2 separate regions of the Homo sapiens genome follow, and region 1 is linked to region 2. Evidence: read pairs that join two places in POLR2A ChIA-PET (ENCODE). Cell type or tissue: OCI-LY7. All regions are shown on one strand. Links, peaks and the distances in the headings refer to the core of each region. The heading gives the core; the rest is flanking DNA.

Region 1 (5,750 bases), core at 1,739-5,738, 200 kb after region 2:
GGGACTACAGGCGCCTGCCACCATGCCCGCCTAATTTTTGTATTTTTAGTAGAGACAGAGTTTCACCATGTTGGTCAGGCTTGTCTTGATCTCCTGACCTCAGGCAATCTGCCGGCCTCAGCCTCCCAAAGTGCAGGGATTACAGGCATGAGCCACCGCGCAAAAGCACAAGCAAGGGCAGTCTAGGCTGGAGGAACAGCATGTGTGCAAAGGCATCCAGGTGTTTGGAAACATGTAAGAAGGGCAATGTGGCTGAATAGCAGAGGGTATGTGAGATTGAGACCTGTGAAGGCCTCTTAATGAAATGTGAGTGCTCTAGAAAAGGGCCACAGTATCCCCTAAGAATCCCCACTAGGAGCCCTGGGTGGATCCATCCCCATTGCCAGCCACCCTGAGTATGCACAGTGTCTAATCAAAGAGAAGCCACAGGTCCAAGGGTGGAGAATAGGCGTCACTTTGCAGGCTACACGAGGGCCACTTTCATGGCAACTATCAGGGGGACAGGAACTCTAAATCACAAGACAGGAGACCCTGCCAGGCAAAAGCTTGGAGCTGATGTCCCCTCTGCTGAGGCTGAGGTGAGTGTGGAGAATGTCCACTTCTCAGGTCCTTCCTGCAGAAGCCCTGGCCACTCCAGCCACCTGAGGCTCACCAACATGCCTGGGATGCAGAAACAGTATCTTCTGGCTCCACACAGCTCTCTAGGTGTCCTGACAATGTGGCTATGAGGGGATGCTGTTGATCATTTATGACATCAGCAAGAGAACAGCAGGTAAGGTGCCTGGAGGCAGGTCAGAGCCTTTTGTCTTCTCTCAGAAGAACTGGCTGGTGGCAGCAGGGTGTTATCCAAAACAAGTTATTGATGGTTTGGGAAACAATGCTTTTTATTGTCCCAACCAACTCTTCTATCTGGGACACATGCTATCCTGAATGAGACACCAGGAAAAGAGACAAAAATTTGAAGTGTGTTAGACAAACCTAGACTCTCTCTACAATGCTGTTTTCCTCTAAATACTTTTAGACGAAAACTGAGAGTCTCTTGGGAGACCCTCTAGTGAATGGAGCAGCCTGTCTCACCAGACAGGCTTCTGTTTTTCTGGGAGCTCTGAGTGTCTTTCCAGCCTCACTGAAAGTGCAGATGGTTTTTAATAGTAATTAATAATTAAATGAGAGATAGGCCCATCTAGGTAGCACTATACAGAGCAGGGGCACACAAGATGAGAACTTTTATTTATTAATATTGTAGCTATTTTTGGCCGGGTGCGGTGGCTCACGCCTGTAATCCCAGCACTTTGGGAGGCTGAGGCGGGCAGATCATGAAGTCAGGAGATCGAGACCATCCTGGCTAATACAGTGAAACCCTGTCTCTACTAAAAAATACAAAAAATTAGCCGGGCGTGGTGGCGGGCGCCTGTAGTCCCAGCTACTCGGGAGACTGAGATGGGAGAATGGCGTGAACCCAGGAGGCAGAGCTTGCAGTGAGCCGAGATCGCGCCACTGCACTCCAGCCTGGGCAATAGAGCAAGACTCCGTCGCAAAAAAAAAAAAAAAAAAAAAAAAAAAAAGAAAAATTGTAGCTATTTTTAAATTATTTTTCTTAAAAAATGCCAACACACAAGTCTGTAAATTGAAAAGTGAACCTCCCCCTCTCCAGAACGTACCCACTGTTACCGATTTGCAGTTTCCTTCTAGAGCTTGTTCTATGCACATACAATGTCAAGCACATAGTCAGACACAGAAACAGTCAGGAGAAAGGCCAGAACTGGGATAGAGGCACATTTGATGTCAGCTGTTCCTTCCTGTTCAGATTCCCTGAACAGGGAATCTGAGGAGCTGAGAGTGAAGCCCTTGGGAATAGCGAGTGAGGAGTAAAAGTTTCCTATTCCCATATAGCTGAAGGGGGTCACAGTGGAGCATCCCCACAGGGAAGCAGAAATGATGCAATGCTTGGAAACCAGGAGAGGCTGGAGAAGCTGGGTTCATGGAGATGTTGAGATTTCTAAGGCTAAGAGAAGAGATGGGATCAGAGGTACCCAACATGATGTAGAGTCTGAGCCCTAACTGTCCCTGGATCGCTGCAGCATTTTTATAGAAACTGGACAATATGTACTAAAACATTGAAAGTGGCTTCAAGGGTCTAGTAGCTAGGATGCTGTCGGTGGAGGAAACACCAGGGACAATTGACAACACTTATTATCGGCAAGGATATACTGGAACTCTTTTTTTTCTGTTGTTTGTTTTTTGAGATGAAGTCTTGCTCTGTTGCCCAAGCTGGAGTGCAGTGGCGCGATCTCAGCTCACTGCAACCTCCATCTCCTGGGTTCAAGCGATTCTCCTGCCTCAGCCTCCCAAGTAGCTGGGATTACAGGTGTGCACCACCACACCCAGCCAGTAGAGACCAGGTTTCGTCATGCTGGCCAGGCTGGTCTCAAACCCCTGGTGATCCACCTGCCTCGACCTCCCAAAGTGCTAAGATTACAGGTGTGAGCCACTGCGCCCAGCCTGAAACTACTTTTTTCTGTTTTTTTCCCCCAAAAAACCATCTGCAAGTAGTAACTTGCATGTGTTGCTGGTGGGAATGAAAATAATACAGTCACTTTGGAAAAGAGTTCAACTATATTTTACAAAGTTAAGCATACACTTACCAGTGACCACTCATAAATATTGATCCAAGGGAAATGACAATGTATGTCCAAACAAAGGTAATACTCAAATGTTCCCAGCTGCTTTATTCATAATTGTTAAAACCTGGAAACAACCTGATTATATCAAATATATCCATTAACAGGTGAATGGATAAACAAATTGAAGCACATCTATACAATGGAATATCTAGGAGCAATTAAAAAGGAATGGAGTTCTAATGCACGTGACAACATGAAGGAATCTCAAAAGCATTATTCTAAGTAAGAAAAGCCAAATACGCCAGGTGCAGTGGCTCACACCTGTAATCCTAGCACTTTGGGAGGCTGAGATGGAGAGATCACTTGAGGTCAGGAGTTTGAGGCCAGCCTGGCCAACATGGCAAAACCCCATCTCTACTAAAAATACAAAAAAAAATTAGCCGGGCATGGTGGTGTGCGCCTGTAACCCCAGCTACTCAGGAAGCTGAGGCAAGAGAATTGCTTGAACCCAGGAGGCAGAGGTTGCAGTGAGCTGAGATCACACCACTGCACTCCAGCCTGGACAACAGAGTGGGACTCTGTCTCAAAAAAAAAAAAAATTTAAAAAAGGCAAATACAAAATACTACATACTGCATGATGCCATTTGTATGAAATTCTACAAAAAGCAAGACTAGGAAATATAGGAAACAGATCAGCAGTTTCCTGGAGCCAGGAGGCTGAGGGAAGGGATTGACTACCAAGGGGTATGAGAGAACTATCGAGGGTAATAGAAACGTTCTATGTGATGATGATGGTGGTGATGGTACATGACTGTGTACATCTGTCACCAGTCTTCAAATCATACACTTAAAATTGGCAAATTTTACCTCTACTATACCTAAATTTAAAAATTATACTTTACTAAAGCTGACAAAAAAGTTTTAAATTCAAGCCAAAAAAGTGAGAAGGAAATTGATCTCAGGATAAGAAATGGGAGATAATTACAGGTAGATTTTTTTAATTTTTAAAATGAATGTTAGCATGTGTATTTAAGGTATACACACAATGTTATGGGATACATATAGTGAAATGGTTACTATAGTCAAGCAAATTAATATATTCATCATCTCATGAGCACCTATTTTTATTTGTTTGCTTTTGTGGCAAGAACAGTGAAAATGAGGGCTGGTACAGTGGCTTATGCCTGTAATCCCAGCACTTTGGGAGACCGAGGCGGGCGGATCACGAGGTCAGGAGATTGAGACCATCCTGGCTAACACGGTGAAACCCAGTCTCTACTAAAAAAATACAAAAAAATTAGCCTGGCGTGGTGGCGGGCGCCTGTAGTCCCAGCTACTCGGGAGGCTGAGGCAGGAGAATGGCGTGAACCCAGGAGGCAGAGCTTGCAGTGAGCGGAGACCGAGTCACTGCACTCCAGCTTGGGTGACTGAGCGAGACTCTGTCTCAAAAAAAAAAAAAAAAAATTAACCAGGCATAGTGGCATGCACCTGTAGTCCCAGCTACTCGGCAGGCTGAGGCAGGAGAATGGCCTGAACCCGGGAGGCGGAGCTTGCAGTGAGCCGAGGTTGCGCCACTGCACTCCAGCCTGGGGCGACAAAGGGAGACTCCGTCTCAAAAAAAAAAAAAAAAAAAAAAAAAGAATGGCTAAAATCCACTTATTTATCAGGAATCCCAAATATAGTACAATTTTATTTCCTATAATCCTCATGCTGTGCATTAGACCTGGAGCCTTGCTCATCCCACATATCCAAACTTTGTATATCCTCTGACCTACATCTCCCCATTTCCTCTCCTGGTTCCCCCCACCACCCCTAGTATTTGCTGTTTTATTTTCTAACTCTGTATATTTGGCTTCTTTTTTCTTAGATTCCACATGAAAGGGAGATAATGCAATATTTTCCTGAGTCTGGTTTACATCACTTAACATAATGTCCTCCAGGTCCACATGTATTGTGACAAATGGCAGTGGAAGCAGTTTTTAGAAAATCATTAGGGAACAACTTTAAATAAGTACATTTTAAACGTAATGGAAATAGACCATGTTTCAGAAAAATACAATCTAATAAACTGAATCTATAGAAAAGTTATTAACTAGTTTTACTATGCTGGCATAACCCAGAAGCGCCCAAACTGATCAAAGACATCAATGAGTTAGAAGTAGCACAGTCCATGCTACCCTCACTTCTGACACCAAATGTGAGTTTGGGGGTCCTTAAGATCCGTGGGTTTGATAATGCACCAGAGGAACTCGGAACTCACTGACAGCTGTTATGTTCACGGTTATAGTTTATTACAGGAAAAGGATACAGAGTGAAATCATCCAAGGGAAGAGACACACAGGGCAGATTCTAGCAAAGTTCCAAACATGGAACTTCCAGTGTTCTCTCTGGAGAGTCCTGGACAGTGTTGCTTTCCCGGCATCAGTGTGTGGCAATACACACAGCAGTGGCACCCAGAGAAGCTCACCCCAGCCTTGGTGTCCAGAGTCTTTACTGAGGCTCAGTCACGTAACCTGGTTGGCTGCCATGTGGCCCACCTCAGTCTCTGGCCTCTCTAGGGGTCAAGTTAATACTGCTTGGTCTCCACCCAAAATCACACGGTTACTATCTGACTGTACCAATACCATAGTGATTTGAATTGCAATGACTTTATGGTATTTTGAGATGTGATAAGGAAAACTGACTAACACTGATTTAAGCAATACAAACTTTTACTATTCACCTAACAAGATGCTTAGAGGGAGACTGGACGGCATCAGACCAATCCTGCAACGGTGTTAGCCATAAAACTGACTCTGCCTCCTGCTTCACCAACCTCAGCTTGTTGATAGTATGTTCTGCTTTGTGCCTCATGGTCATGACACGACTGCACAGAACTGAGCACTGCAACCAGATCCAAAGGCAGGAAGCAAGAACTCTATGCTTATGAGACTCTGTTTTTTTCTGAGAATAAAAAAGCCTCAATAGACTACTTGTATCTCATTGGCCAGAACTGGGTCATATGCTCATCCTTGGACCAATCACTGGCAAAAGAGGATAGAAATTAATTACAGTTACTGGTTGAGACCAACAATTCATTAGTGTTGGGAGCAAGCCCCCCAAAATCTGGCCATAAACTGGCCCCAA
Region 2 (8,056 bases), core at 1,983-5,982:
GGCCCCCAAGGAGGGAAAGCATCCACCTGAGGAATATTGGGACAGGAAGGATTGTACTCCTAATGTGTGACCACGGCACATTACTTGCACAGCATCGAACAATACAATTTATGGTCACAATAATGCATACATTAAATATTGATGTATGTATTGGTTCCTAATCTACCAAGCAGGAAGTCAACATATTTCAAAACTGATAAATTAAGAAACAGTCATATAAGCCTATTAATTAAAAATAGTTAAAAATGATTAACTCTGGAGAAAGGGAAAGAGGAAGGATGTGTCAGGGGACTGCTGGCTTCATTATAAGCCTTTTGGATCAACATATTTGGCTTTTTTCGTGTATTATTATAAAATATTTTTACAATATAGCAATAAATACAACATATATATGAATTATAAAGCACAATAAAATAAGCATCCTTTATCATCTAACTTTAGAAAGAGAACATTACTTCTGCCAGGCGCAATGGCTCACATCTGTAATCCCAGCACTTTGGGAGGCTGAGGCAGGCAGATCACTTGAGGCCAGGAGTTCGAGACCAGCCTGGCAAACATGTCAAAACCCCGTCTCTACTAAAAATACAGAAAGTAGTCTGGCGTGGTGGCGCATGCCTATACTCCCACCTACTCGGGAGGCTGGGGCTGCAGTGAGCCAAGATCGTGCCACTGCACTCCAGCTTGGGCAACAGAGGGAGACTCTGTCTCAAAAAAAAAAAAAAAAAGACAGAATATTACTACATTCTTCTTCTTTTTTATTTTTTTGAAGAAGTCTCTTGCTCTGTCACCCAGGCTGGAATGCAGTGGTGCAATCTCGACTCACTGCAGCCTCAGCCTCCCAAGTAGCTGGGATTATAGGCATGCGCCACCACGCCCAGCTAATTTCTGTATTTTTAGTAGAGACAGGGTTTCGCCATGTTGACCAGCCTGGTGAACTATATTCTTCAACTGCTTTCTGAAAAAACAGGCATATATTTTTTAGGGGAAAGTTAAAATAAAACACTAGCAGCCAGTCTGTGAGACTGGTACCAACATCTGCAGTAGGTCCAGGTTTTGTGGGGCCTGAAGCTTATACAATTTTAGGAACCCTCTTCAGGACAAAGAATACAAAAAATCTTAGTTTTTTGCAAATGTTATAAACCATATGACTCTGTGAACTCACTGCTAGTGCCCCTCCCACGGCCCCTCACTAGGGTGCTACAAGTCCGGGGACCTGAAGCTTCCACTTCATTAGCTTCACAGCAATCCCACCTGGGTTTATGGAGGCACCAGGGGCTGGGCTACACCCCCTAGGATAGGGAAGAAAAAAATAAAGTCCTGGCCTGCATCATGCTTTCCCTCTAGCTAGCGAGATAAACACAATAGCGCACTTCCAGGGAAACACACACTACAATATTTAAGAGCCACTCCTAGGAAGAGTCGGGGGGGGAAGACAAAGAATTCAGAAAATGTGTTCCCTGGCAGTGGAGCATAGGGGCGTCTGAGAAACTGGCTTCTCTCTGAGGGGCCTTGGCAAATCTAAGCCCTCCCAGCCTCGTCTACCTCACCTATTTTCAATGAGTGCGCCTGCAGGGCCTCAGTGGTTTGCATGCTGCCTCCCAGAACCTGGGGCTCCTGAAGGTTTTGGAGCTCAATAGCATTATTTCATTGGAGGGAGGAAAGGGCTGCAAAAGGGAGACTCTGGCTTAAATCCTTCAAAAATATTAAAACAGGAGCTCTGGCAACAAGGGCCCCATATTTCTGCATGGTGACACTCGGCTAGGGCTGGCAACAGCTGCGCACCTCCCTCCCTCCTTCAGCTGCCGGGCTGTCCTTGCAGGAATCTGCATTTGTGATCACAGGAGTAGAGGTTTACCAGGGCCCTTCCAGTTGGTGTGTTATGAGCCATCTCATCTCCTTATGAATGGCCGGCACAGACCCGTCTCTCACCACAGGCTGAGGAAGAGAGGCGAAGAAGACTGAAGAGTGTGATGGCAGCAGTGTGTCCCCCAGCCTCTCCCGGAAAGGCCCTGATGCCCATCAGCCAGTCCTCGGGGCCTGTTCAAACCACTCTGGAAGCCCAGCCCCTTCAAGCCTGGGAGACTTAACAGAGTGTATATTCCAGCTCCAAATGGCTGAGCACCCCTGCTCTACCTAGAAGCCTCAGGAAACCTTTCCAAATATCCCTTATCAAGGTCTGCTCTTCAGATGGTGACAATGTCCCCAGTCAGCCGCATGCAACTGGAAGTTCAAGGACCTGCAGCTCACTCTGGAGGAGAAAACACCTTCACTTGGGAATGGGCTGACCCTTCTGCAGCTGGCATCCTAAGCTGTGTCAAGCAGTCTGGAGCCAAGAGTCACTCACACTGGGCCACTGAGGAACAGCATGAAAACAGAAGGTACCTCAGGGACATGCATGATGGAGAGAAGCACAAAAAATGCATGTCCTTAGCCCAGCCCAGCTCAGCACTTTCCCTTTTCAGGACACCTCTGCTTAGGTGGTCCCTCTAGCTGGTCTGACCTCCTGTCTCCTGGCCTTCCCTGAGTCCAGATGAAGTTCCACCTTGTATTAGTCCATTTTCACACTGCTGATAAAGACATAACCAAGACTGGGCAATTTACAAAAGAAAGAGGTTTAATGGACTCACAGTTCCACGTGGCTGGGGAGGCCTCACAATCATGGCTGAAGGTGAAAGGCACGTCTCACATGGCAGCAGACAAGAGAAGAGAGTTTGTGCAGGGAAATTTCCCTTTATAAAAGCATCAGATCTTGTGAGACTTATTCACTATCACGAGAATAGCACAGGAAAGACCTGCCCCATTCAGTTACCTCCCACCAAGTCTCTTCTACAACACGAGGGAATTCGAGATTTGGGTGGGGACACAGCCAAACCATACCATATCTCTTTCAGGAAGCCCACCCTGATCTCCTATCCACAATGCTCACTCTTCTTGGAACTCTCACAGCACTTGTCCTAAAATGTTTTCCATGTTCTCTAATGTTCTAATAAGCTCTCCTTTTTCTAACTCCTAGGATAGATACATATATTACATCCCTATATATTACCTCATTAACCTCCACAATGCTCCTATTGGATAGGTATTATCATCCTCATTTTATAAGCAAGGGAACGAAGGCTGAGCTGACTCTTGACATGCAAAGGTCACACACCCAAGTGCCAGAGCCAGACACTTTTTTTCTAGGCCTCCCCATGAGAGCATCAGTGCTACAGGCTGTAGGACAGGCCTCTCTTCCTGTCCCCCACCACCACCTGCCACAGGGCTGGCACTGTGAGGCCCTTGACACATACTGAATACTGGCAGGAACCCCGGTGGACTCTGACTCATTTCTTTCACTCTCTGGGTGGCACCTGTTTCGGTAGCCTCTATTACGTAGGCCCCAGGAATTCTGGGGGCAGGGAGGACACATCTAGGACATTCCCCTCTCTCCCCCACCTCAAGGCAGGACCTTAAGTGATGTGAGTGGGAGTATGAACATCTCCAGCTCTACTGAGAAGGGGGTGGGGGCCCTGGGCGTGCACTCCAGAGCCCCAATGTCCTGCCCTTGCTGGTCACAGGTGCCATTAAGTCACCGAAGCCAGCCAGCCAGCCTCAGGGCAGCACTCCACCAACCCTGACCATATTTTCCCAGGCACTAAACAAAAAGCCTACACAGGTGCTGTTAAGCATTCAACTCCCCACCCACATGCCAGGAACTAAAATAGCTGTAGCGTATGTTAATCATTAGCCAGGCTGCACCTCAGACCTCCCCTCTGAGGGCTGGCACCTGGGGCAGCTCAGCCTGGAGAAACTCCAGACAAGGCAGGCTGGGAGAGTGGCAGCGTCCGGAGCCTCACCAAGGGGCTGAACTTGAGCAAGCAGGTTCTGAAAGACACTTCTTCAAGATAAAGTCAATTCCCAGTGCACTAGCATTTGGATTACATAAGAATCCTAAAATACTGGAGCTGGAAAGGGCCTTCATGAAATCATTTCATTCAACCTGTTTATTTTATTTGAGGTGGGAGCTGAGACCCAGAGAGCAGAAAGACTCTGCCTGAGGTCTCAGAGCTGGCTGGGGGCAGGACAATGACTAGAACCACATCTCTGGATTTCCAGGCCAGTGCATTATGAACCAGGCTGGTCCCCAACCACTCAACGTATTTCTGGGCTCCATCACACCTTCTCAGGCTGGAGAATGGACTTGAGAAATACAAAGGTTAAACCCCGGAAAGAGAAGAAAGTTACTACTGCCTCCCAAATAATGTCCCATATAATCAAGCCACTCAGAAAAGTACCAGCCACTCCATAGGAGCCTTATGACCCTGTTTCTCTCCAGATCCCCTCCCTATGTGTGATGACAACAGAGAATGGGGGTTGGCAACCACTGCTCTGATCTCTCAAGGATATTACCAGCCACGGAGACCGAACATCACCCCCACCTCAGTTCAGGGTTCAAATAGCCTCTGCCCTCAAACTCTCCTAGAAACAGTCACCTAGGTGTCATATTTGGGGTTGAAGAAGGGAAGTTGGGAGGAGGTAGCACAAAAAAATAACCCCTGGCCGGGCGCGGTGGCTCACACCTGTAATCCCAGCATTTTGGGAGGCCGAGGCGGGAGGATCACGAGGTCAGGAGATCGAGACCATCCTGGCTAACATGGTGAAACCCCGTCTCTACTAAAAATACAAAAAAAATTAGCAAAGCGCAGTGGCGGGCGCCTGTAGTCCCAGCTACTTGTGAGTCTGAGGCAGGAGAATGGCGTGAACCCAGGAGGCAGAGCTTGCAGTGAGCCGAGATCATGCCACTGCACTCCAGCCTGGGCGACAGAGTGAGACTCCGTCTCAAAAAAAAAAAAATAACCCCTATCCCACTGGGTCTTGGAGGGGGCCCCTCGATCCCATGGGGTCTGGAAGATCTGGTGGTGGCTGCAGCAATGGAGTATGCGGATGCCAGACCTGACGGCTGGGAGCAGCAGATGACTCTCGGGGCATCAGCAAAGCCACAGCAGCTTGCCAGCTTGTGCACCAGCCCACAGGAACAGAAGCTGCCTTGCTTGCACTGCCTGCGGGCTTGCCACTGTCATGAGAAACCATTCCCACTTCCTAACCTGAGGAACACAGGCTTAGCCAACAGCAAGACTGATAAGCATAGTAGTAGTTTCAAATTCAGGAGAGCAGTGGGTGGTGTTCCAGAAACTTCTGATTGTCCTCCTCAACCATCTGTTCTCTCTTGCTTTAGTAACAGAACACACCATAGCCTGGCACACAGCAGCCCCCACTAAGGACTGCTTTCCAGACCCCTAGCAGCTAGGAGGGCCTGCCATGGGGATGTGAAAGTGAGCTGTCTTGGGCCATGCAGTTAAGGGAGGCACCTAGACGGTGCTACCCAACATGTGGCCCGGCGGCATTATACAATATGGGAGCCTGTAAGCAATTAACGTGCTCAGGTCCCATCACAGACCTCCTAAATTAGAATGATTCAGGGTGCAGTCCAAGAATCTATGCTTTAACAAGCCTTCCAGATTGTTCTTATACATGCTCAAGTTTGAAAACCACAGCCCTTGAGAATGCTAGGGACAACAGTCCATAAGGAGCCTGGTGCCAAGACAATCTCATGGAACACACACTTAACCTCGACCCTGATTTTTCAAGAAAGAGTGAGAGAGTGAGTGAGAGAGAGAGAGAGAGAGAGACGGGGCTCCTCTCTTCATTCACAACCAAACCTGAAACGTAATACAGGTGGCGTGGGGAAGATGACGATGAGAAACTTAACCCAACAGCAAAAATCAGGAAAGGAATGCATGCAAGTATAATAAGTAATAAGCAAGATGCAAAGAATAAAATCAAGTATATCTGGTATGTCAACAGTCAGAATTCCTCTACCAAAGACAGAAACCATGCAATTAGGTTTGTTGCTGTTATCATTGCCTTCTGTCAACCTCCATCCACCCTCAACCACGTTCTGATTATAAGAGAAACAAATTTTATTTACGAAGATTCCATCTTCAAGATAAACTTTTTTTTTTTTTTTTTTTGAGACCAAGTCTTGATCTGTCGTCCAGGCTGGAGTGCAGTGGCACGATCTCGGCTCCACTGCAAGCTCCGCCTCCCGGGTTCATGCCATTCTCCTGCCTCAGCCTCCCGAGTAGCTGGGACTATAGGCGCCCGCTACCACGCCTGGATAATTTTTTATATTTTTAGTAGAGGCGGGATTTCACCGTGTTAGCCAGGATGGTCTCTATCTCCTGACCTCGTGATCTGCCCGCCTCGGCCTCCTAAAGTGCTGGGATTACAGGCGTGAGCTACCGCGCCCAGCCAAGATAAACTTTTTTAAGTGAGAAAGAAATATTTAAAACTAAGGGTTGGGCAAAGACATACCAAATAAATGCAAAGAAAAACAGAGGTGGAAATATTAATAGTAAAAATAGGCTGGGCACAGTGGTTGGCTGGGTGCAGTGGCTCATGTCCGTAATCCCAGCACTTTGGGAAGCTGAGGTGGGCAGATTACTTGAGCCCAGGAGTTTGAGACCAGCCTGGGCAACATGGCAAAACCCCATCTCTACCAAAAATACAAAAATTAGTCTGGTCTCAAAATAAATAAAAATGAAAAAATATGTAAAATTTAAAAACATATATGTTGAAGACTTTTCGATAATCCTGCCTTAGCAAGCCAAGGGGTTTTTCCAGCCATTTCTCTCTGGCATTTGCCTTTATCTGTAAACACAGTACTTGGAGAACTACTCACTAGGATCTCAGGGTACAACAAGGCATAGCCTAGTCCAGCCCGCTGAGACAGTTTATGTGGCTTAAAACACAAGCACAGAGATGAGCTTATGACTTGGGGCCCGCGTCTTTCTGACTTCTGGCCCTGAGAAGTGTTTGTACTGGCTACTCTGTCAAAAACTCATCTTGCTGTCTGGAATGAGGAAGGAAATGCGTAAATGAGAGGCAGAGCAGTCCGCTTCTTGGACCTACAGGAAGGGGCAGGAATTGCAAAGTGAGAGAAGAGGTTCCCAGGCAACGTCCCAGGAGTTTGCACGCAAATCTCATTTTATCCACCCCTCCTAAAAATCTGGCTATCATGGGAACCATTAGGACAGCCAAGGACAGGGAGCTCATGGTCATCAGTGAGACCTGATTACTAACCGCTCCATGTGAGCCTGAACAGAAGCTAAAGGGGCATGGCTTGAATGTCCTCTGATGCCTGCATTTAAATTTCTGAGCCTTTCACTTATTATCTTATAAAATGCACTTATTTATTAATTTTAAGACTGTAAAGAAAAGAGATTCTCCCAGATCCTTGGCCATGTATTCTCCTAAAACACAGACAATATGGAATTTAAGACCAAAGACCAAAGGCATTAAATAACCAGCAAATGACAGGTAGGAAGATCAGCTTGATAAGCCTATATACATGAAACACGAAAGCCAAACTCAAAAGGCTAGAACTCCCACAAATATAAGTAGAGCTGGACTTTAAAAAACTACAGTGAGAGTTTTTGTTATACCTCTCAGAATCTGACAGCCAGGCAAGCAGGGATATAAGGGTAACTGAAGTTAAGAGATCTATCTAAAGTCAGCGTCCCGCAGAGGACCTATTTTCTCCTTTCACGCCCATGAAACATGTTAATATTTATCATGCAGTTGGCCACAAAGAAAATTTAATACCAGCCAGGTGCAGTGGTTCACTCCTGTAATCCCAGCACTTTGGGAGGCTGAGGCGGGGCGGGGGGATTGCTTGAGGCCAGGGCTTTGAGACCAACCTGGGCAACATGCTTCATTCACTCATTCATTCATTCATGAGAATGAATCCACTTTGTGAAAGAAGCAAACCCTTGCAGGTACCTAGGTCTGCCTGAGCACGGAGCGCCGTGGGGAGGGATGTCAGTGGCAGGCCATCCACATGTTCCCTTCTGGGATTGGAAAGGGAGCAGGAGGGTAAATCGAGGCAACAGAATCAAACACTCCCTCAACGACGTCCTCTTCGCCTTCAAAGCCAACATTTCAGAGCCTGTCTATCATCAGATCCTCACGTCCTGCTACTCCTCACCCATTCACTCCAACCTCGCTTCTGCTCACA

What was found. ChIA-PET counts read pairs that join two places held together with the same protein. Peaks named below come from ENCODE experiments on the same cell type or tissue, not always from the same donor. Only the 100,000 strongest peaks of a DNase experiment are listed, where the experiment ranks them.
Region 1: POLR2A ChIA-PET joins it to region 2 with 6 read pairs; 2 of 35 experiments call an interaction of 5 or more read pairs at or near these places.

What each region holds. Positions count from the first base shown.
Region 1 is chr10:80,395,319-80,401,068 of GRCh38, forward strand. No RefSeq gene overlaps it. Among named protein-coding and RNA genes, the nearest start is that of PRXL2A, 10 kb to the right of the region's middle. In OCI-LY7, for the core only: no CTCF peak of the experiment used is centred there; no DNase peak of the experiment used is centred there.
Region 2 is chr10:80,193,104-80,201,159 of GRCh38, forward strand. The region is part of intron 1 of ANXA11 (annexin A11); the gene reads right to left. Among named protein-coding and RNA genes, the nearest start is that of ANXA11, 8.4 kb to the right of the region's middle. RefSeq lists enhancers at 1,257-1,933, 1,934-2,609, 2,658-3,857. In OCI-LY7, for the core only: no CTCF peak of the experiment used is centred there; DNase peaks (open chromatin) are centred at 3,258 and 3,678; H3K27ac peaks cover 1,370 bases.